2 separate regions of the Mus musculus genome follow, and region 1 is linked to region 2. Evidence: chromatin loops called from intact Hi-C (ENCODE). Cell type or tissue: heart. All regions are shown on one strand. Each heading gives the region's core, and the rest is flanking DNA. Links, peaks and the distances in the headings are about the cores only. Region 1 holds the start of Zfp36 (zinc finger protein 36). Region 2 holds the start of Hnrnpl (heterogeneous nuclear ribonucleoprotein L).

Region 1 (11,204 bases), core at 1,298-9,297, 430 kb before region 2:
AGATGGCCTGGGCGTCAGATAAAATCCAAATCTCAGATCCCAGGGATGGATGGATGCTTACAACACACTCTTTATGGATATTTGTCTTCTACAGGTTTCTGAACAGATTTTTTTTTTTTTTTTTTTTTTTTTTACTGACCACTCACTAGGAACTGTATCCTCTGTCTCTGAGGACTTGACTTTTTACTAAGGAGACTGAGTACTGAAAGTCTACGAATTAAGTACTTTTTTTTAAAATTTGACTTTCCCTATGTTACCCAGACTGGCCTAAACTCCTGGCTCCCTCACCATCTGGGAGTGTAACTGTATCGTTAGATTAGCTACTGATAAGTATGGATAAGTAGGGTGGGATGCAGATTATCATAGCTGTCATGGATGGACTGTTTTTATTTTATGTGTATGGGTGTTTGGCCTGCAAGTGTGTCTGTGTACCATGTTCATGCTTGGTGTCCAAAGAGACTGGAGGAGGGCGGCAGATCCCCTGGAACTGCAGTTTCAGAGGGTTATGGTGCAGGGAATCAAACCAGGTGCTCTGTCAGAGCCGCCAGTGTTCTTAACTGCTGATCCATCTCTCCGGCCCCAGGGGAGATCTTTGAACAGACAGACACCTGGAGGAGGGGAAGGAGCCATGGGAACACCAGAGAGATGTTCCAGATAACACTCTAAGGCTGAAGATGGGTGTGTTCGTGGAGCAGGTGAGAAGAGGTGGGGGTGTGGAGATGCAGGCTGTTGGCTGTGGTGAGGATTTTGACCTTTGTGATTTGCCTCTGGTGTTCTAACAAGCTTCCGGGAGCAACTTACTACACAGGTCCTTTTAGAACTGGATACTAGTAAGGTGGGCTTTCGATGAGAGGGCCCTGGAGGCTGGAGTGAGCTGTAGTCTTGGCTGTGTCTCCGGAGCAGGTCTAAGGGGCTGGTGTCACAGCATTCCTAGTGTCCAAGGAGGCCAGGAGAGGACTCTGGATCCTGTGAAATTGGAGTTGTCACCTGTCATGTGGGTTCTTTGCAAGAGAAGCAAGCCCATTCTCTTAATCTCTCAGCCATCTGTCCAGGACCTGGAGAGGTTATATACTTAGACCAGGATTTTTTTGTTGTTGGTGGTGGGTTTTTTGTTTGTTTGTTTGTTCTTGGTTTTTTGAGACAGGGTTTCTCTGTATAGCCCTGAGCCCTGGCTGTCCTGGAACTCACTCTATAGACCAGGCTGGCCTCGAACTCAGAAATCTGCCTGCCTCTGCCTCCCAAGTGCTGGGATTAAAGGTCACTACTGCCGGGCTAGACCAGGGTTTTGCAGACGCTGAGCAGGCACTCTGTACTTAGCTACACCCCCAGCCCATGGTGAGTGAGTGAGTGAGTGAGTGTGTGTGTGTGTGTGGTGTGTGTGTGTGTGTGTGTGTGTGTGCACGTGGAACATGAGACTTTTTTTTTTTTTTTTAAGTTTTCGAGACAGGGTTTCTCTGTGTAGCCTTGGCAGTCCTGGAACTCAGTCTGGCCTGGAACTCAGAAATTTGCTTGCCTCTGCCTCCCAAGCGCGCCACCACGACCGGCTAACGAGAGACTTTTTTTTTAATTATTCTTTTTTTTCTTTATTTTGTTTATGAGTATACTGTCACTGTCCTCAGACACATCAGATTCCCATTGCTGTGGTTGTGAGCCACCATGTGGTTACTGGGAATTGAACTCGGGACCTCTGGAAGAGCAGTCAGTGCTCTTAACCACTGAGCCATCTCTCCAGCCCCCGAGAGACTTTTTAAAAGGCACCAGTGCCAGGGTAGTAGCTGTGTGCTTCTGTTTTCTAGTGTCCCTCCGTTTCTTCCTCTCAATGTCCAGTGCTTGCTTCTTACCTCTACCTTCCGGGTGCCTCGGGGAATTTTGAGTTTGTTTCCCTCACCCACCCCTGTTCTACATACCAGGGCCCGAGCTCGGTCTCACAAGGGAGGCAGTTTCCTGGGAGAGGAGATCAAAGGTCAGCAGAATGGAGTGAAAGAGAGGCAGGGTGAGAGGAAGAGTGAGGTTAAGAGTATACAGTTAGGAGGGAAGCAAAGGGTCTAGCAGGGAGGGCTACAGTGGGAGCTCATTTCAAAAACAAGCGGAACAAAAGTCTCAGGGGCTAAGAGACAGAGGGGAAACGGGGAGGAGCTACAGCAGTGGGTGGGAGGAGATGGGGAGAAGAAGAAAGAAAAGAGGAGGGCGGAGAGGGAGGAGGCTGCGAGGAGGGGAAGAAGCGGAGGAAAACGAAGAGGGGCGGGGCGCGGGCCCTGACGCGGGCAGCTTCCGGGCGCGGCCCGCCCAGCCTAGGCTGGCTGCCGTCGCGTCCTTTTTCCTTGTATGGTCGGACGACGAGGCTGCCCTACTCCTGCGCCCCGCGAGCCGAACCAGACGAAGTTCCGGAAATGCCCGATCGGGGTCTGCAGATGCTCGAATTCTGGCCAAGACTCTTAAAGTGTCTGGAGACTCCCAAGTTGCCTGGTGCGGGGGGCCGGAGATTCCAAATGGAGCCTAGAATTCTCACACGTCTTTAAAGCCTCTGTCCCAAACCGGGAGGGTTCATATCTATAATCCTAAACATTCATAGGGTTGAGGCTGGAGGATTGCCAGGAGTTGCTCGGGGTTCATAAGGATACCCAGTCTTCCCTTTTTCCCTGCCCTCCCCTACAAACAAACAAAAAGTCCATAAAGGGTGAGAGGGCTCAGCAAGTAAATGCGCTTGCCACGAAGGCATAAGACCTAGTTAGATCCCGGGACCCACTTTGTGGAAGAGACCCGATTCTTGACTAACACTACACATTTACAAGTCAGGCATGGTGATCTGAGCTTGTTATCCCAGCAGGAGGTTGCTGAGAGTTCAGATAAGTTTGAGCTAGGGTCGACTTTATTTAAAAAAAAAGTTAAACTAAAAAAAGTCCTCTATCAAGTCCGCCCAAGCTGTCTGCGCAGGGTTCAGAGTCCCCTAGGGCCCCCGGCTTTGGGTGACCCCTGACCCTGGCCGCCTGGGCTCGCCTTCCCGCACATTCCGTCCTCGCCGCCCCGCCCCACCCCGCCCTCCTTCCTTGGCCCTGTGGGGACGGAAACATCCCGTTCCTGCCCGAGCTGGGTCAAGAGCCGGAGGGACAGGACCAGAGCACCCCTTACGCCAGAACTAGCTCTCCTTGTTCCTACTGGGTGACCTCATCTCGCCACGCCTCCTCAGGTGAACACCCGGGCTGGTAACGTCACTTCCTGCCAGGTAAGCGCCCCCAGGCAGCACTGCTCACGGAAAGGTCTGGAGGTCAGTTTACCCACCATCACAAGGCTGTGAGCCGCGAAAAAGACAAATTTCATCTCAGTTCACACTCAAGATTTTATTTAAAAATTCCAACCCCCCCCAAAAAATAGACTTGTACGGTAGCAATATATTAATATATTATAGCATATACTTAATACAGTATCAGTTTTAACATTACAAAAAGAAAAACGGAGTAGACGACCCAATATATATAAATACTATAAAATCTTAATACAATAAATAAAGTCGTCATAAATAAAGGGCCCACTGGTTGGGGGAGAAGGGATTTGGCAATGGCTTTGGCTATTTGCTTTAGGAGGGAAATTTGAGCACCAGGATTCTCAGGAGAGGCTTCGACCACCGGACACTGAACTTCAGGGTCTAGTAAAAATTAGGATAGTATTGTGGGAGCCGGCTCTTCACAGCACTTAAGATTCCAGGAGACCAGAGTTGCAGAGGGGCTGGTGCATACCTGTAACCCCAGAACTTGGAAAAGGCTAAGGCAGGATTATATTGAGTTCAAAGCCAGCCTGGGGTACCATAATAAGCTCCTATCTCAAAAACAACAGAAGACTTGGGGCCTGGAAGACCAACTGTCAACTGTCTCCCTCAAACATCTTAGGTACCCTAGGAACGGATCCACCCAAACACTGAATTTGCAAACTAGGGACCTGCCCCAGCCCAGCACCAGGGAAATGGGTTATTGCATCTTGGAATGTCCAGAAGATGGGACTTATTAACTTAGAGGAGTGCCCCAGGTCCCCACAGCAATGAGCAGTCCCTGCCCTCTCTTTGAGATCTAGCTGATCCATACTGGGTAGGTAGGCACTTGTCACTCAGAGACAGAGATACGATTGAAGATGGGGAGACGCCTTGGGGGTGCAGGGGTCTGGGGAGGCCCAAACACCCCTGCCTCAAAGACAGGTGAGTCTGACCCCCCCAGGCTGCTGCCGCTGCTGGCGTAGTCATCAGGATCGGATCCCAGAGAGTGGGCAGATGGGCTCCGAGCCAGGCCACCCAAGGGCCCCCAGATGGTGCTGGGGGTAGTAGACCTTCGGCAGGAGGGGCAACAGGCCTGGTTAGGGTCTCTTCGAGTCACAGGGGTCCCAGGGGCAGCAGAGAAGGCAGAAGGGGAAAGTGGAAGATCCCCAGGGGGCGGTGGGGAGCTGGAAGGCGAAAAGGAACAAGAGGACAGGGAAGGGCCAGAAAAGCCTGGAGGTGGCGGCGAGCTTCTGCGGCCTGAGGGCAAGCCGGAGAAGCTGATGCTTTGTCGCAGCACATGGGGCTGGCCAGGGAGAGCTAGGTCCTCGGTGGGGTTGTGGATGAAGTGGCATCGAGAGCCATAGGGGCAGCGGCCCTGGAGGTAGAACTTGTGGCAGAGTTCCGTTTTGTACTTGGGGTGGCGATTGGCTTGGCGAAGTTCACCCAGGCCGTGAGCAAACTGGCACTTGGCCCCGTAGCGACAACGCCCGCTTTCTGAGTAGGTCCGACAGAGCTCGGTCTTGTATCGAGAGGAGGTGGTGGGAGTTGCAGTAGGCGAAGTAGGTGAGGGTGACAGCTCAGGGCCTGGGCGGGGAGCCAAAGGTGCAAAACCAGGGGGTGGGGGTACCCAGCCACAGCTTCGGCCCTCCACCAGGCTAGTGGAGCGGCCAGTCAGGCGAGAGGTGACCCCAGACGGGATGGAGTCCGAGTTTATGTTCCAAAGTCCTCCGAGGGATTCGGTTCCTCCGTGGTCGGATGACAGGTCATGGCTCATCGACTGGAGGCTCTGAGAGGAACAGGGTTCGGTTAGGCCACCAGAAAAGGTAAGGTGACGTCGCCCCGCCCCTGTTGTAAAGCACTTCACGAGCTTGCCAGTCCGGTTTGTGGGTTCTCGGCCTGAGCCCCACCCGGCTCACACAAACTCCAGGGAGAACCTGACTACAGAGATTTGAGTGTTTCCACATGACTGAAGGTAATCCAGAAGGATCTAGGAAGCCCAGTATCCCCGATCGAGAGAGGGTTCCCCCCCAAATCAAAGCACACTGCTGCTCGCCAACTTTGGGCCTCTAGGACTCCCCCCCCCCCCATATGACCGCCCACCGGGCGCTCGTTTCACAACTTGAAGGAGCCGGCCAAAGCTGACCCAGGAGGCCAGATCTCTCTAGAACTCTTACCCTGTCAACTCCCCCCCTACCTCAACCTTAGCACCTGCTTGGCCACCAAACCGCGCCATGGGCAGCGAAGGGCACTAGACAGGTGTGATGCCGCTTCCGCCCTACGCGAGTGACAGCAGTGTGCCAGCTTTTCGTCCCAAGGGGATCGCCGGTATCTGGACCGAGGCGCTAGGCTCGCTGGCTCCCTCTCTCATTTCCAGCCAGCCAGGGCTAGTCTGAGAAGGTACGGAGGCGTCCCGGGCCTAAGTTTGGTGCGTCGGGGATCCCGGGATGCTGTCTAACAGGTACTCACCTCGTAGATGGCAGAGAGATCCATGGTGGCGCGAATGGCCTTGGTGAAGAGACCGACTGTCGGTTCGCAGAAGTCAGGCTGTGGCCCGCAGCAGGAGCTTTCTCCTTTTATGGGGCGGCCTGGGGGCGTGGCCACTAGAGCTTCCGGGACGCGCCCCCGCGGCGTAGCTCGGCCGGCCTGGTACTAGGCCCCTTCCGCCTATCTGCTGGTTAGCATGCAAAATGTGCCTGAACTTGGCCCTCCCGCAGCTCCGGCCCCTCTCGGGGGGTAGTAGGGAGGGTTGTGTACGACCAACTGGAGGTGATGGTAGCGGGGCGTCCTAGTGTTTTTCAGAGGTGGAAGGCAGTCGGGAAGAGAACTGGGGCAGAAGTGGGGGCAGGGCTCTAGGGACAATTGACAAGGGCAGAGACTGAGGGCGTGTGCGTGTGAGACAGACGGGGGCGGGGAGAGACAAGTTGGAAGAGACAGAGATGGCCAGAAGCCGAGAGAAAAACAAAGAGACAGTGAGAGACATTCACAAGTAGGATCTGCTGGTTTAGGACTGTGATTCCGGCCCCTCAGGGAGGCTGAGGCAGGAGACTGGTAGTTCAAGGCCTGGCTCCACTATACAGTGGGTTCTAGGGCAGCTTGAGTAACTTGGTGAGACCCTTTTCTTAGGAAGTAAAAAGATGCCAGATCACTGATGGCCCAAACTTTTAATTTCAGCACTTGGAAGGCAGAAGCAGACGGATTTCTATGAGTTCGAGGCTAGCCTGGTCTACAGAGTGAGTTCCAGAACAGCCAGGACTACACACAGAAACCCTGTCTTTTTTGTTTGTTTGTTGTTTTTGTTTTTCGAGACAGGGTTTCTCTGTATAGCTCTGGCTGTCCTGGAACTCACTTTGTAGACCAGGCTGGCCTTGAACTCAGAAATCCGCCTGCCTCTGCCTCCGGAGTGCTGGGATCAAAGGCGTGTGTCACCATGCTCGGCTGAGAAACCCTGTCTTGAAAAACAAAACAAAAGACAAGACAGTGGCATATGGTTGTAATCTTGGCATTTGGAGGTGGAGGAAGGGGGATCAGGCGTTCAATGTCAGACTAAGCTATTGATTGAGTTCCAGGTCCTACTTTTAAAAAAAAAAAAAAAAAAAAAGAGAAACCACGAAGGTAAGGAGGAAGTAAAACGAAGTCTCAGCGACTTGGTATGTACTCCTTAGAGCCAACCCTATTATAGAAAGAAAAAAAGATGACATTTACAAAGTGGGGAGACAGTAAGACAGGGAGAGGGGACTGGGAAACAAATCTAGGCGAGGAAGTGGGTTACAGAAAGATAGAAAGGCGAAATAAAAACTTAAACCTGAAGGCACAGAACCTGTAAGACAGTTGGTCCAGGTAGGGACCGCTCTGAGCTGTAGCTCAGCAGTGCCCTTCCAACCCCCTAGTCTAGCATGGCTGGATAGCACATTTACCCAAGCTGCAGTTTAAATTAAGAGGTTTTGCTTCCGAAAACTCAAGGTTGGAACAGCTTACGTCTTTTATTAGGGAGGAAGCTCTGCTCTATTGAAAGAATGGGCCACCTTCAACGTTGAATGGGTTTCTAGTAATGCAAGCAGTCTTAACTCAACTCTCTGGAGATCTGTAAGGTTTTTGCTTTTCAGTCGGTCTCCTTAGCCGGCTTGGAACTTGCGATCCTCCAGTCTCCACCACCCAAGTAGTGTTAGGATTACAGGCATGGCCGCCACACCCAAGTCAAAAGTGTTATTTCAAGGATATCTCCAGTGAAAAAGAGTTCTTGTGTATGGGGGTTATCATTGCCAGGAGTGTAATTACCATGCTGGGAAGTTCTCACACGGTGCGTTGCGTATCGAGGTAGGGAGATTCTGCCAGGCTACTTACTGGCTTGCCTCATAGGAGAGGGGGTTGGGGGGAATCCCTGGTGCAGCGCTTTCTGGGGCCAAGGGGCCTTCCTGGGCTGGTCCCGTGAGCAGGGCGGGCCATAGGCTGCTGTGGCACGGTTGCGGCCTCCCGCTCGCCCGTGACTCACTCGCTTAGGGCGGGGGAGGGGGGGCTTCCTGGAAGCCGTGACGAGGACGCTCAGCCCGGACGCTTGGGTTCCTTCTCTTGTAACCAGGGTTCCAGTCTGTTGTAAACAGTCTCGAGGACAACGGGAAAAGAAGGGAAGGAGGGGCACAAAAACTTGCCTCCCGCCCAGTTTACAAATCCCTGAGCCAGCCAATTTTAGGACCAAACGCAAAAAGCGAGGGTTGGGGTGGGGCATGTCGGGGTTTTTTGGAGGCCAGCAGGGACTGGATCATGGAGGAGTAATTCCAGTTTCGATTCCCTGGAGACTGGGAACCTTTTGCCATTCCTGACTCAGCCTGGCCCCCTCCTCTATCTGCTGAGTCACTGGGATTAAAGCTTGGATGCCTGGTATTGGGCTACTCTCTAAAGGATGCGGGCGTTGGGGATAGAAGACGGTTTAAGCAGGACAACCCCTCTGAAAATGAAGACTTTAAGCCGTAGGACTCACAAAGTGTGTCGTCATCTAAAATACGGGGCCAGGTGCTAGCTCTTTTCTGCCCCACACCTTGTGCCTTGGCTCTCAACCCGTTCCTTTCCTTGTCCAGTGGTCCAGACACACAGATCACCTCCTTCAGCACCAGGAATCCAGGCCCCACTTATGCTCCCTTAGACTCGCGGCCCTCTTCCCTCCGACCTAGAGGTCTAAGACTTAAAGATCTAGGCCCCAAGCCCCTTTTCTCTGGATCTAGGAGTCCGGGGTTCTGTCCAGCCCCCGCTTGTGTGCCCCAATCCCAGGAGGAAGTTCATAGCCTGACTCCTCCCTGCTCCCCACGTAGCCAGCGGGGAAAATCCGCGGCCCAGACAGTGGCCGGGAATCCCCTCTGGAATGACGGTGGGGAAGGGGATGGCCAAGGTCCCTCAGGGCAGGCGGCCACGTCCTGTGCGCGCTGGGGTTGGGGGCTGGGGTAGAGAAAGGGGCGGAAACCAGAGAGGCTAAAAATATAGCAAGCACTTCCGGCCTAGGGGGAGGTGAACTCTGAGCTGAGTTTCCAGAAAAACAAGCAGGGACGGGAAACGCGGGGGTGTGAGAGCCAGTGGGCGGGCAGGGGCCGTGTACTCGCAGCACGTGTGTGTGTGTGTGTGTGTGTGTGTGTGTGTGTGTGTGTGTGTGTGTGTGTGTGTGTGTGTGTGCCACACGCAGCACGTGTGTGTGTGTGTGTGTGTGTGTGTGTGTGTGTGTGTGTGTGTGCCAGTCGTGATTGCCTGTGAGTGTGGTCCAGGCAGGGAGGTTGTTGCATGGGAGGACAACCAGTATGCCACCTGTACTGTGCCCACTGTATGGGGAGCTGTGCTCACTCGGCATGTGTTACGGGAAGTTCCTAGTTATGTATTTGTGGGCGCGGGTGCGGGGACGCGCCTGTGAACCAGTGCTTAAGGTCCCCATAGAACAAACAGGGTAAATAAATTTGAAGCCACCTCTATGTGTGTCACTGACTACTCCTCATGTGCTGCAAGTGGCCTCTGGAGAATTGTCAACTGTAACTACTGCAGCTGTCTTTGAAGGGACTTCATGAGAACTGTCACTTCCACCCCACCCCCACCCGTCTGTGTGTAACTGAGCCACCGTGGGATCTGTGCTAAGTGTGTCATTCCTAGCAGGTGCCTGGGTGGCAGGATTGTACACATAGCTTTCTGTGGCTCACTCAGCACTGTTAGACTCTGTGTACAAATATTATTTGTGGGTCTGTGCCCTTTATGTGGCTATCTTAAAGGTTGCCTGTTCCTGACAGTGTGGTAGAATTGAGTCTGGACATAGTTCCTCTATGGACCCGTCATAAGGCAGTGAAACCAGTGAACTTTGGTGCTTGACGTAGCTGCAGGCGCGTGATGGGGAGGGCTGCTGTGCGGCGCTTCTGTGTCTGCTTCTGTGGGCAGAACAGACTTGCACACACTGGCATCTGGATGCTGAGTGCCTGAGCCAATCTTATCTGTCCCCAGCGAATGAGGCGGCTCTGCCGCAGAGCTGAGTCAGCCTGTGATGGGCAAAGTCTTGATGGGGTGAGAGATAGTGGGTTAAATGGTGGTTACAGGGTTGGGTAGTCACGTGGTTAGATAGTTGCTTTAGTGTTTGTGGCACTTGGTCATCGAGCAGGGTCCATGTGTGTGGGAGGATGGCCAATGTGCTAATCTCTGCTGGGGGGTGGGGCATGTGCCCACAGTCAGTCTTTGTCTTTGGGGGAAGCAGCCTGTAGAATGTGAAGCAAGTTGGCCTCGAACTTGCCGCAAGCCTCCCTGCTTCTGCCTCTCAAATGCTGAGATTACAGGCATAAGCCACTTTGGCTGGCTGTGGTTTTTCATCTCACACACATCGTCCCTAGTGTGGGGTCCCTAGTGTGGGGTTATCGTACATGCCTACTCAGCCTTCCTCTGTGCCTGTAAGGCAGGGAGAAGGCTAGTCTTAGCAAGGACCTTCATGATCCATTCGGGCTTTCTCCCGTGCGCTCCCTGAATCTAGCTAAAGACTCTTCACTCTTCCTGTCAGAGGCTGGCCCGTGCTCTGCAGTTCCTTCACTTTTGCTGTGTGTCCAGAAGACCTAATTCCTTCTCCTTCAAGTCTGCTGTCACTGGCTTGGCAAGGGTTTCTTTGACACATCAGCTTATTTTTGTTCAGCCTGGTCTCAAACCATCCTCTTGCCTCAGGCTCTCAAATGCTAGTATTATGAATGTAGGCCATCAAACTCCTTTTAAAAATGTGTGTAGAGGTCAGAGGACAACTTGTGTGAGTCAGTTGTCTCCTTCCAACATGCAAGCCTGAGGGACTGAACTAAGGTCACTTGGCTTGGTAGCAAGTGTGGTTACCCACTGAGCTACCTCAACAGCCCAGACACCTATCTCCTTTTTCCTCTTACGAGACAGGATCTCACTATGTAGCCCTGCCTGACTTGGGAACTTGTATTGGTCCTCCAGCATGTTGGGATTACAGGATTAGGTACCATGTTGTATCTTGTTCATCTCTGGAATCTTCAGCTCAAAAACTGCCATGTTTTTTGAATGAATATAAATTGGTGCTTATCTTCTATGGTGTGGGCTTGTGAAAAACACACCTGTCACCCCATGGTCTGTTGTCACCCAGAGTGTGGTTTTAAGCAGTAAGGCTTTGTATCCTGGGTGCCACGCCTACCTGCATGTGGTGTGTCGACATCACCCCAAGGGGCCAGCTATACTTGTCTCCTTGAGCCACAAACTGCCATAACCCAGCCAATGTATAGTGAGCCCCTGGCTGGAAACTGACGTGTTCTGCCTTGGACAGGATCAGTGTTTTCAGTTTTAGGCCAGAACACTAACGTTAACAAAGAATGGTGAAGGAGATGTGCGCCCGGTGCACAGATGACAAGACCCGTGAGTCTGATGCAGCACTTTGGGACCCAGCTCATTGCTAACCACATAGGAGTCTAGGGATTGCTGAATGAAGGCTTGGCTTTTCTCTTTTGGC
Region 2 (10,652 bases), core at 2,653-10,652:
GGTGGAAGATGGGTGTGTGTGTGTGTGTGTGTGTGTGTGTGCACTTGCAGATGGCCAGCAGAACAATGCAAGGGGAACAAAAAGGTAGTTCATTTTAACACAACTAAGTAAGTAGCCAGTATTGGTTCAAACTTTGAGAGTCTGACCCCAAGTAATTTATTTTAGGCCTATTTAAGCACAGCACCACTTGACAAGACATTTCCTGGTAATAATTAACTCAGTTCCACGTGCACGGTAAAGTTTAAGAAGCGACTTTTGGGAAACTCTTTGTAAAGTACATAGCAATGTGGTCTATAAATAGATTACATGTGCTACCTTCTATAAAAATGGGTTCTACAGATTGACAAGCTCAAGATAAGGGTCTGGGGAGGATCTAGTGTGGTCTCGGCCACACAGAGAACACAAAAGTCACCAGGCTATTCTCTATTCCCAGCTTTCTGGGCTGAGAACAGGTTATACAACTCTGTCTTTGAAGAGATAATGTGTATTTAACATTCCTGTTTAACCCGGTGTTTATCTTTGAGCACAAAGACCTCCACGCCTCCCACACAACACACATACTCCTATACGTACACATATGCATATTTAATGAATGGATGGGTGCTTTGCCTGCATGTATGTCAGGGTACTATTTGTGTGCTTGCTGCCCAGAGCGGCCAGAAGAGAGTGTTCGATCCCTTGAGACTGGCGTTACATATGGCTGTGGGTCCTAGGAATTGAACCCAGGTTCTCTGCAAGAGCGGCCAATCTTTCCTTTTTTTTTTTTTGTTTGTTTTTTTTTTTTGTTTTTTCGAGACAGGGTTTCTCTGTGTAGCCCTGGCTGTCCTGGAACTCACTCTGTAGACCAGGCTGGCCTCAAACTCAGAAATCCGCCTGCCTCTGCTTCCAAAGTGCTGGGATTAAAGGTGTGTGCTACCACAGCCCAGCTTTTTTTTTTTTTTTTTTAGACCAGGTCTCACTAAGTAGCCCAGGGTGGCCTGGGACTCATGATTCTCCTGCTTCAGCCTCACCAGAGCCAGTTCAGGAATTACAGGTGTGCACCACCACACCCATCTCTTCCTCGTGATTTAGTTTGATTCCCCAGGTTGCTCAAGATTTGGACAATGGAAGTGACTTTCAGTGTGTTCTTATGCTGGTCAGATGTGTTGTAGAGAGAATATCTTATGGCTGTATGGGCGTGGCACCTGTCAATAATAAATCTGATGGCCTATGGCTTAGGCAGGAAATTGGAGGTGGGACATCTGGGAGGAGAAAGGATTCTGGGATAGAGCCAGGTGGGAGGTTCCACGTGGCAGCATGTAGATCAGAATGAATGGGTTATATTAAATTATGATCTAGTGAGAGAAGCGCCTAGCTATAAGCCAGGGTATTTGTAAATATATTTTGAGTCTTATTTCTGGGAGCATGGAGTAGGAGAATGACCAAACTTCTACAATGTTTTCCTTTTTTTTTTAAGATTTATTTATTTATTTATTATATATGAGTACACTGTAGCTGTCCCCAGACATGCACCAGAAGAGGGCATTGGATCCCATTACAGATGGTTGTGAGCCATCATGTGGCTGCTGGGAACTGAACTCAGGACCTCTGGAAGAGCAGTCGGTGCTCTCAACCGCTGAGGCAACTCTCCAGTCCTACAATGTCTTCTAAACACATCTCTCTTTTCTGGTTCAACAAGACATTTCGGGCACTACAACCTTAGGGGGCCATGAGGTTATGTGCCATCCGTTGTAGAGCACAGTGCATGACGACGCTTGCACAAACCCTAAAGAGCCCAAGTTTGAGACAAGGGTCAGAAATTAACTGCATGGCTCCACACAGAAGGAAATAAATATCGGATGTGGTAGCTACTTTTCTCATTGCTGTGACCAAACACCTGCAAGGAGGGAGAGTTCCTTCTGGCTGCCAGTTTGAGGGGAAAGCATGGCCGTAGGAGTAGGAGCTGAGAGGTAAGGTCCCATCACAGCACCAAGCAGGAAGCAGGGATGGAAATGGAGAGAAGCCTGAGGAAAAGAAGGTCCAGTGACAGGTCCAAAGTGGGATCCAGCTCAAGGGGAGGCCCCAAGGCCTGACACTATTACTGAGGCTATAGAGCACTCACAAAAAGGGATCAATCATGACTGCCCTGCGAAAGACCCAACAAACAGCTGAAAGAATCAGATGCAGATATTTGCACCCAAACAATGGACAGAAGCAGCTGACCCCTGTTGTTGAATTAGGGAAGGCTGAAAGAAGCTGAGAAGAAGGGCGATCCTGTAGGAGGACCAGCAGTCTCAATCTGAATTCCTGAGATGTCTCAAACAGTGGACCACCAAACAGACAGCATACACAGATGACATGAGGCCCCCGACACACATACAGTAGAGGATGGCCAGGTCTGTGTCTATTCAGAGATGATGCACCTAACCCTCAAGAGGCTGGAGGCACCAGGGAGTTTAGAGGTCAAGTGGGGTGGGGGTTTGGGGCATCCACATGGAGATGGGTTGGGGTGGGGAGGAGGTGTGTTATGGGGAGCAGTTGAAGCGTGGATGGGGGTGAGGGGTGGGGAATGGAATATGGAGTGTGAAAAATGAATTACAAATAAAATTAAATTTTAAAAAATATCAAAAACAAACAAACAAAAAAGCACTGGCTGCAAGCTGGGCATAGTAACTCATGCCTTTAATCCCAGCCCTCGGGAGACAGAGGCAGGCAGATGTTTGTGAGTTTCAAGCTAGCTTGGTCTACATAGTGAGACCCTGTCTCAAACAAAACAAACAAAAAAGATCACTGGCTGCTCTCCCGGAGGACACAGGTTTGATATCCAGCACCCACCATGACAGCTCACAACCATTTGTAACTCCATCCCGGGGGGGGGGGGGGTCTATCTAATAGCCTCCTTTGGCCTTTACCCCCATGTGGTGCAGACTCAGCTAGGGCTTTATAATGAGACTTTGTTTTCCATAAACAAAACAAAAAACAACAGGGAAAACAAACTTGAGAGCAAGGTAAAATCTGTTTGGGGCTGTTGTGCCCCATGACTGTGAGAAGGTTTTTTTAAATATATTTTTAAATTATATTTAAATATATTTTAAATTTTTATTATTTTATATGTAATGGGTGTTTGGCCTGCCTGAATGCCTGTGCATGGTATGTATGCCCAGTGCTCGAGGAGGCCAGAAGAGTGTATAGAACCCCCTGGAATTGGAGTCACCATGTAGGTATTGGGAGTTGAACCTGAATCTCCTGGGAAAGCAGTGGACGATCTGAGCTGCTAAGCCATCTCTCTCCAGACTGCAGTGCTGCGTGTGTCCTGTACATGCTATGTGTGAGTTCTGCCACTGGGGGGGGGGTTATTTATTACATTTACTGTGTGTGCACGTGTGGGGGTGGGGTTTGGGTGCCATGGTACATGTGTTGCAGTCAGGGAACAGCTTTGTGGGGTCAGTTCTCTTCTTCCATGATTACTGGGTTCTGGGGATTGTATCAAGTCACCAGGCTGGTGGGCCCAACAGCCTTACCTATCCATGTCTCTGTCGGTCTCTCTGGCTGGATTACTTTAATCTTCTTCTTCCTCTTCTTCTTCTTCTTTTTTTTTTTTTTCCTTTAGTTTTTTGAGACAGGGTTTCTCTGTGTAGCCCTGGCTGTCCTGGAACCTACTCTGTAGACCAGGCTGGCCTCGAACTCAGAAATCCGCCTGCCTCTGCCTCCCAAGTGCTAGGATTAAAGGTGTGTGCCACCACGCCCGGCAGTCACTGATCATCTTCTTCTTCTTCTTCTTCTTCTTCTTCTTCTTCTTCTTCTTCTTCTTCTTCTTCTTCTTCTTCTTCTTCTTCTTCTTCTTCTTCTTCTTCTTCTCCTCCTCCTCCTCCTCCTCCTCCTCCTCCTCCTCCTCCTCCTCCTCCTCCTCCTCCTCCCCCCCTCCTCCTCAGAAGACAGGATTTCACGTACCTCCGGCTGGTTCTCAGCTCTTTAGGAGTGGAGGATGACCTTGTACTCAGTTCTCTCAGAACTGGGATTACTCCAAGGACTGAGAAGTGAGGCGCAGTGGCTTCATTAGCTGAGCTGGCTTTGTCCTTGCACCACTAGGGAGGATTAGCCAATTTAGCAGGCCAACCCGAAGGAGGCTCACTTCATAACCCTTTCTGTCCCAGTGTAGCCCCAGCATTCCAGGGGAACCCATGGCTCTCCAGGAAGCCCTTACGGCAGTGTCCCAGTCTCCTGGCCTGCTTTCATTACTTCTTTCCTTGGCTATAACCTTGGGAATCAAAAAACAGGGAGTTTCTGTGACAGGGCAGTTGTTGCCCACACCCGGTTTCTCTCAGGGAGTATACATAATTATAACTGTGAGAAGGCATAGGACTAAAATGACTAAGATGTGCCACTGGAGTCAAAGGCAGTTGGATGAAAAGGAGCAAAGACAGATGGCTCAGCCGTCAAAAGTACTAGTTGCTTCTAAAGAGGGTCTGGGGGGTTCAATTCCAGGCACCCACATGTCAGCTCACAACCGGTGGGGAACTCCAGTACCTGGCGATCGGGCCTTCTTCTGACCTCGGCAGGCAGAGAATCAGCAGATTTTTGGGTTGGTGTGGGTGTACAGGAGCTGTGAGAGTCAGATGACCTGCGTGTGGTCTAGATATGTGGCCCCAAGCTGTCCTTACACTCAAAACTCCCTGCCTCAGCTGCACAGCTGAGCCTGGTGTGGGGCATAACCCCTGTGCTTAACCACGGTTCTCTAGCGTTCTCTGATAGGCACACAGACATCACCCAGTATCAGTTTCGACATCAGACACTTAGCAGCTGTGGCATCTTAGGTCCTCGAGCCTGCTTACCCATCTGTACAACAAACATGTCTACATTTATCTTCCAAACACTCGGCAAATGGAGAAAACTGCCACGTAAACCGCAAGCGACTGGAGGACTTATTTTCCTGGCTAGGGTGGAAAGTGGGACAGAGGGTGAGCAAGAATGCGGAGCTCAAACAACACAGCCGCTCAACGTTCTTCCCATTCCGTTCCAGACTCGGTTATCTTCCTCAGTGCCCCCTTTCCCCCAGTGAAAAGAGGTCGTGGTCCCTTTAAGGTCCGCCCCTCCCTCCCCCAAAACTTCCCAGTGTCTGCTCTTTTCGATCCCGGACGGCCGGCCAAGCTCGCCGCCGAGCTGGTAGGGGACAGGGCCAAGGGGTCGGGGAGGGATGTGGGGGCGTGGGGGGACCTGCGGGACGCACGTCGCTGCGCCGGCGGGAGGGCGGGGGACAGGCTGCGGGAGCAGCGGGCACGGGCGTGGGCACCAGTAGCTGCCCCAGGCGTGAGTAGTCTACGAGCCGCTTGCACCGTACAGGGTTTAGCCTAGTGCGGACAGCACGCCCGAATGAGGGGCATACGGGACCCGCGCGGGGGAGGATAGGAGACCTCCCGTTCCCCTCCCCCACTACCGTCTCTGACGTAGACGCGGGACCCCGCCCTTCTGCGGGAGCGCCGCCTCCCCGCCCCCCGTGCGTCACCTGCTACGCCTTGGCGGCGTACCCCATGTTGGGAGGGCCTTCTTTGGAGTGTCTGTGTCCAGTGAAATGGCTGGAGATCCATTTATATCCTCACCAGCCTCCACCGCTTCCAAACTTTTTTAATTAGGAGAATCCCTTTGTATCCCAGGGTAGCCCTGAACTCAAGGCAATCCTGCCTCCAGAGCGCTGCATTACAGGCTTGCAACCACTACGCCATGCTTAAAACTTATCCCAACACCCGGGGTTCTGTTCTCTGAGCCTTTACTCACATTTCAAACTTAGTACCAAGCGGATATCCGCTTTGGGAATGACCTGGTGGAAAGGTGTCACAGCACGTTTTGAAGCGGCCTGTGAGTCTTACACCGTCTCAAGACGTGTGTGTGTGTGTGTGTGTGTGTGTGCGCGCGCGCGCGTGCGTGTGGTGGGGGTGGGGGTAGATACGCGCCTTGTCTGTGCTAGGCAAGCGTTCCATTGCTGAGCTACATCCCAGAGTCTTCTTGACTCCCTAGTTTCCCCATAAAGCCTCTGGACGGGTCTGTGGTCGGGATCCGGATCCTCCGTCAGTACGTTCCCTGTCTGCTTGCTCCCCGGCGGGCACTTGTCGGCGTTGCAGCTCTCGGGCTTCGCAGGACCCTGGGAGGAGACAATCGCTTCAGAGCAGTCTCCAAGTAGCGAGTCTAAGCCACAGAGCACTCTGGAGGACGCAGGGTGCTCAGTTGCCAAGTGCGAACCGAGTTGAACTATAAAGATCTACCACCATGACTGAATTTAGAGTGAAATGACGGTGCCTGCCAGGGTCCAAAGTCACATGGCAATCAATGAGTGTTTTATTAGTGAGAAGTGCTCAGATTTGAAGGTTCTTTTAAAAATAATAACCTCCAGCTTAGGATAGGGTAGAGGTGAAGTAAACGTTCTAATGGGTTATAGCTGCTGCAAATTGTTGTCTTGCTCTAGACTTCCGGAGCTTGCAAACAACAGACGCGCGAAAGACCGTTCGGGTACTCGAGTAGTTGTATCCCTTAAAGTCACCTCTTCTATTGAAGCCCCCCCCCCCCCCCAAAAGTACAGGAGCGCATGCGCTCTCTCGGGACCGGTTCCTAGATTGCGCCACAGAGAGCCTACGGGCTCTCCTTTTTCACCAATCAGAAGCTATCAGTCGTCCTATACCATCTGGCAATAGGGCATTCTTTCCACTCTTCATTGACCAATCGAGTGTTGACGTACGAGACGGGCACCTGGGGGAACAATTGTAGGAACACAGAAGGGAAGGCCTTTCTTGTATCCCAGCGGAGTGGCGCGGGAAGATGGTCGTTGTGACTGGGAAACGCAAGGATTTCAGAGTGACCGATTAGCTAGGAAACCAATGAGAGCGGGAAGGAGGCGGAGCTTCGGAGGCCCACTTCCATTTACTGTTTGTGGGAAGGCGGAGCGATCCCAAAAATCTGGCCTATTAAATCAGAGTTTATTTTAAGGAGGTGGGGCCTGGCGGAATGACTGGCAAGAAGCGTTCACCTATAAGGAGTGCGATTGGCGAACAGAGGCGGTCTTTCCAATAGAACGGCATGCGTCCTATCCAATAGAAATGAACCGTGAGGAAACTTCCCCTCCCCCCAAGATAGGGCCAGTGGCTCCCCCTATCGGGTGGGGGCGGCGAGTGACGGGCGTGTCCCTCCCCCAATGAGAGGCGGGGGGAGGCGGGTTCTGCGCCGCCATGTCGCGGAGGCTGCTGCCCCGGGCGGAGAAGCGGCGTCGGCGGCTCGAGCAGAGGCAGCAGCCGGACGAGCAGCTGAGGCGGGCGGGAGCGATGGTGAAGATGGCGGCTGCGGGCGGCGGAGGTGGCGGTGGTCGCTATTACGGCGGCGGCAACGAGGGAGGCCGAGCCCCTAAACGGCTGAAGACTGAAAACGCCGGCGACCAGCACGGAGGCGGCGGCGGCGGAGGCTCCGGGGCGGCGGGCGGCGGCGGCGGGGTGAGGCTGGGGCTTTAGACTCCCGGAAGGAAGGGGAAATTTCGTACTTTAAAAAGCTATTTATTTTTCACAGGGGGGAAAAATCTCTGCGCAGGCGCTGCAGCCCTCGCGCTTTTTTGGTGGGTGGGGGAGGGGCAGGCGTTGGGCAAACGGCGGGGTTTGCGCGAGGACAGGCGCTTGCGCGTGCGCACAATCCGAAGCGGGGCTTGAGGGGGCGGAGGAAGCGGCTGGCTCTGCAGGCACCGCACTGCGCAGGCGCCGCGGGCCGGCATGTGGGGGGCCTAGGCACGCGGTCGGGCCGTTTTTTTTTTTTCTCCTCACTTCTTTATCTTTTTTTTTTTCCTCTTCTTTCCGTGTCCCTATGCGCAAGCGCGTTTCTACAACCACAGCCAGCGAGCGGGAAGCGGGTGGGCGGTGGCCTGACCGAGTCGCCCCGTCGCAGTTTTAATCATGGTCGTTTCCATATAGAAGTTCACTTGATGAAATTATAAAATTATAATGCCCAGATTAAACTGTTTAACTTCTTTTACTGTGTGCATTGAAAAACGGAAGACGATTTGTGAAAGGCAGATTTAACTTTGGGAATTGAGCCAAGCTTAGAAATTATCACTCGATTTGCTTAGGGCTCCAGGATTGGGGCATTTATAAACTAAACTGTATTATGGTCCTGTGGCTATGCATAGAGTCTTTCAGCCTATTTAGTCTTCTGAAGGTCACAATTATGGTGTCTGGGTTAGGATGCAGTTTGCATTCCTTTTAAAAGTTTATTATTAAAGTCCTTCCGGTGGGCACGGAGTCACAGGCCTTTAATCTCTTTGGTTTGAGGCCAGCCTCTTATGCATAGTTAATTCCAGGACAGACAAGGCTGTGAGACTTATCAAAAAGCCAAACAAACAGTGCCCTCTTGATGAGGCTGCTGCTCATGCATTTATCAGCTTCTCCCTGTTGTTACAGTGTTAGGTTTCTCAAGGATTTGGAAGACATTTTAGTTGAGTCTGGTAAGTTAACTGCCAAGCTAGACAACGGGAGCCCATGAGGTGGAAGGAGAGAACAGACTCCAAAAGGTTGTTCTCCGAACATCTCATGGGCTGTGTGGTGAGCCTTACCCCCACCCTAATCATTTAAGGTGAGAGGTACCTCACATTCGGTGTTGGTCCTCTGAGATGGGGACTTTTATGGACTCCCTTTACAAAGCAGGAAAGACACTGGGTAAATTAGGTTGAGTCTCACCAGTGACAAACAGAAGTAAGATTAGAACTCAAGGTTGTGGAAGGCAAACCTCAACTGGAAATGGCTGGGAAGGGTGTGCCTTGTGTGGTTCACTAAGAACCCACTAATATGCATAGGTTTCTGCCCAGTAGTGTTCGGGGCATGGGCCACAGTCTAGAGAGATGGAGGAGGACGTTCTCTCCAGAGCTCTAGAAACTGCCTGTGTGTGATTGTGTGAGTGGAGGAGCTGTGGAAAATGTTACAGGTTGGGATAGCAGTTCGGGGTGGAAGACCTTGGCCTAGACAGTATAAGACAGGCAGGGCGTATTGTCCTGGAAGCCTTGTGTCCCTAAGCACTTGGTCTTTTGCCCAGACCAGACCTGAAGGTGACTTGTGGTCACAGTCTTCTTAATCAAGTGACCAAAGCTTGCCCAGCCAGAGAAAACACAAAGAAGCTAGAACACATGCAGAGTGTGGTTTTTGTTGTTGTTTTTCAAGACAGGGTTTCTCTGTGTAGCCCTGGCTGTCCTGGAACTCTGTAGACCAGGCTGGCTTTGAACTAAGAAATCTGTCTGCTTCTGCCTCCCAAGTGCTCTGGGATTAAAGGAGTGTGCCACACTACCCATTGTAGAGTGTGTTAAGACTAGCAGGCAGCTGTTGGAGCTCTTCTTGTGGGTGTGGTCCCTTTCTAAGTCACTCTTCCTGTTGTACTTTGATTCAGAGATGAATTCCAGAAAGAGTATCAGATATGAGACCGGATCTTTCTACATTTAGCCTTCCTTAGAAGCTAGGCTTATCACTAAGCCTCTAGGGGGCAGATGGCCACCCACTCAAGGCTTTTGGTGATCGCGTGGCAGTACATTGGGGTCCCTCTTTTCACTGTGTGACCTTACTTTTTCAGGAGAACTACGATGACCCCCACAAAACCCCTGCCTCCCCAGTTGTTCACATCAGGGGCCTGATTGACGGAGTAGTGGAAGCTGACCTTGTGGAAGCCCTGCAAGAATTTGGACCCATCAGGTACTTCTTGATGCTGGGTTAGAGCTCCTTAGCATCCCTGAGTGTCACTGCTGTCTGGTTCTGAGCAGTGCTGGTCCCAGGGTCTGTGGCTGTATCCTGTGACTTGTCCTCAGAGAGTTCACTCTTGCCGTGTTTCAAGTTTTAGTTCCTTCTTCCCCCATCTCTTCCCCACCCCTGGGGATCTAGTCAGACCTCTTTATTCTCCTAGTGACTTCTTACTGTTTGACCAGACCAGTTGCTTGCTGGTCTAGATTCCTTCTTCCACAAAGTTGCCCAGGCAATGATTGATTAGCACTGTGATCTGCTCAGCCTGGCAGTCTGTTCTGATTTAGGAGAGGGGCCAGGAGGGTAACTGGCTTAGAGTGTTGGGGGTCAGGGTTGAGAAGAGCAAGAATCATTTCACAAAGTTGTCTGGTTCCCCTCCCAAGAGCACTGAAGCCTGCCTTCTCTCTGCAGCTATGTGGTGGTGATGCCAAAGAAGAGGCAGGCACTGGTAGAGTTTGAAGACGTGCTGGGGGCTTGTAATGCCGTAAACTACGCTGCAGACAACCAGATCTACATTGCCGGTCACCCTGCATTTGTCAATTATTCTACCAGCCAGAAGATCTCTCGCCCGGGCGACTCTGATGACTCCCGGAGCGTAAACAGCGTGCTTCTGTTTACCATCCTAAACCCCATCTACTCCATAACCACGGTGTGTGTGAAGGGAAGGCGCTCCCACCTCTTCTTTCCCCTCTTGCCCGACTCCATCATCCCCAGCCAGCCAGGCCCCTTCCTTATCTTGCCTGTTTTTATCTCTTCTAGGATGTTCTTTACACCATCTGTAACCCTTGTGGCCCTGTCCAGAGAATTGTCATTTTCCGGAAGAACGGAGTTCAGGCTATGGTGGAATATCCTTTTCTGGGAAACTGGTGTTTGTTTCTCAGAGTTTAGCATAGAGAATGTAAAAGACCAGGCTATGAGGCTTATAGA

The links. Hi-C counts contacts between places; a loop is a spot of excess contacts. Peaks named below come from ENCODE experiments on the same cell type or tissue, not always from the same donor. Only the 100,000 strongest peaks of a DNase experiment are listed, where the experiment ranks them.
Region 1: it touches region 2 in a loop (6-fold over the local background); 3 of 42 quality-filtered maps call a loop at or near these places.

The regions. Positions count from the first base shown.
Region 1 is chr7:28,373,464-28,384,667 of GRCm38, forward strand. It overlaps Zfp36 (zinc finger protein 36), which reads right to left and starts at 5,765. Exons shown (of 2, transcript NM_011756.4): 1 at 5,711-5,765; 2 at 3,321-5,030. The coding sequence starts at 5,734. The coding sequence ends at 4,095. In heart, for the core only: no CTCF peak of the experiment used is centred there; DNase peaks (open chromatin) are centred at 2,248, 3,108, 5,838, 8,638 and 5 weaker places; H3K4me3 peaks cover 7,344 bases; H3K27ac peaks cover 7,898 bases.
Region 2 is chr7:28,803,718-28,814,369 of GRCm38, forward strand. Hnrnpl (heterogeneous nuclear ribonucleoprotein L) reads left to right here and starts at 7,173. Exons shown (of 13, transcript NM_177301.5): 1 at 7,173-7,451; 2 at 9,562-9,680; 3 at 10,137-10,374; 4 at 10,485-10,570. The coding sequence starts at 7,194. In heart, for the core only: CTCF peaks have their summits at 3,290, 7,118 and 9,470 (motif pointing right); DNase peaks (open chromatin) are centred at 5,444, 6,004, 6,884, 7,654 and 4 weaker places; H3K4me3 peaks cover 6,207 bases; H3K27ac peaks cover 5,561 bases.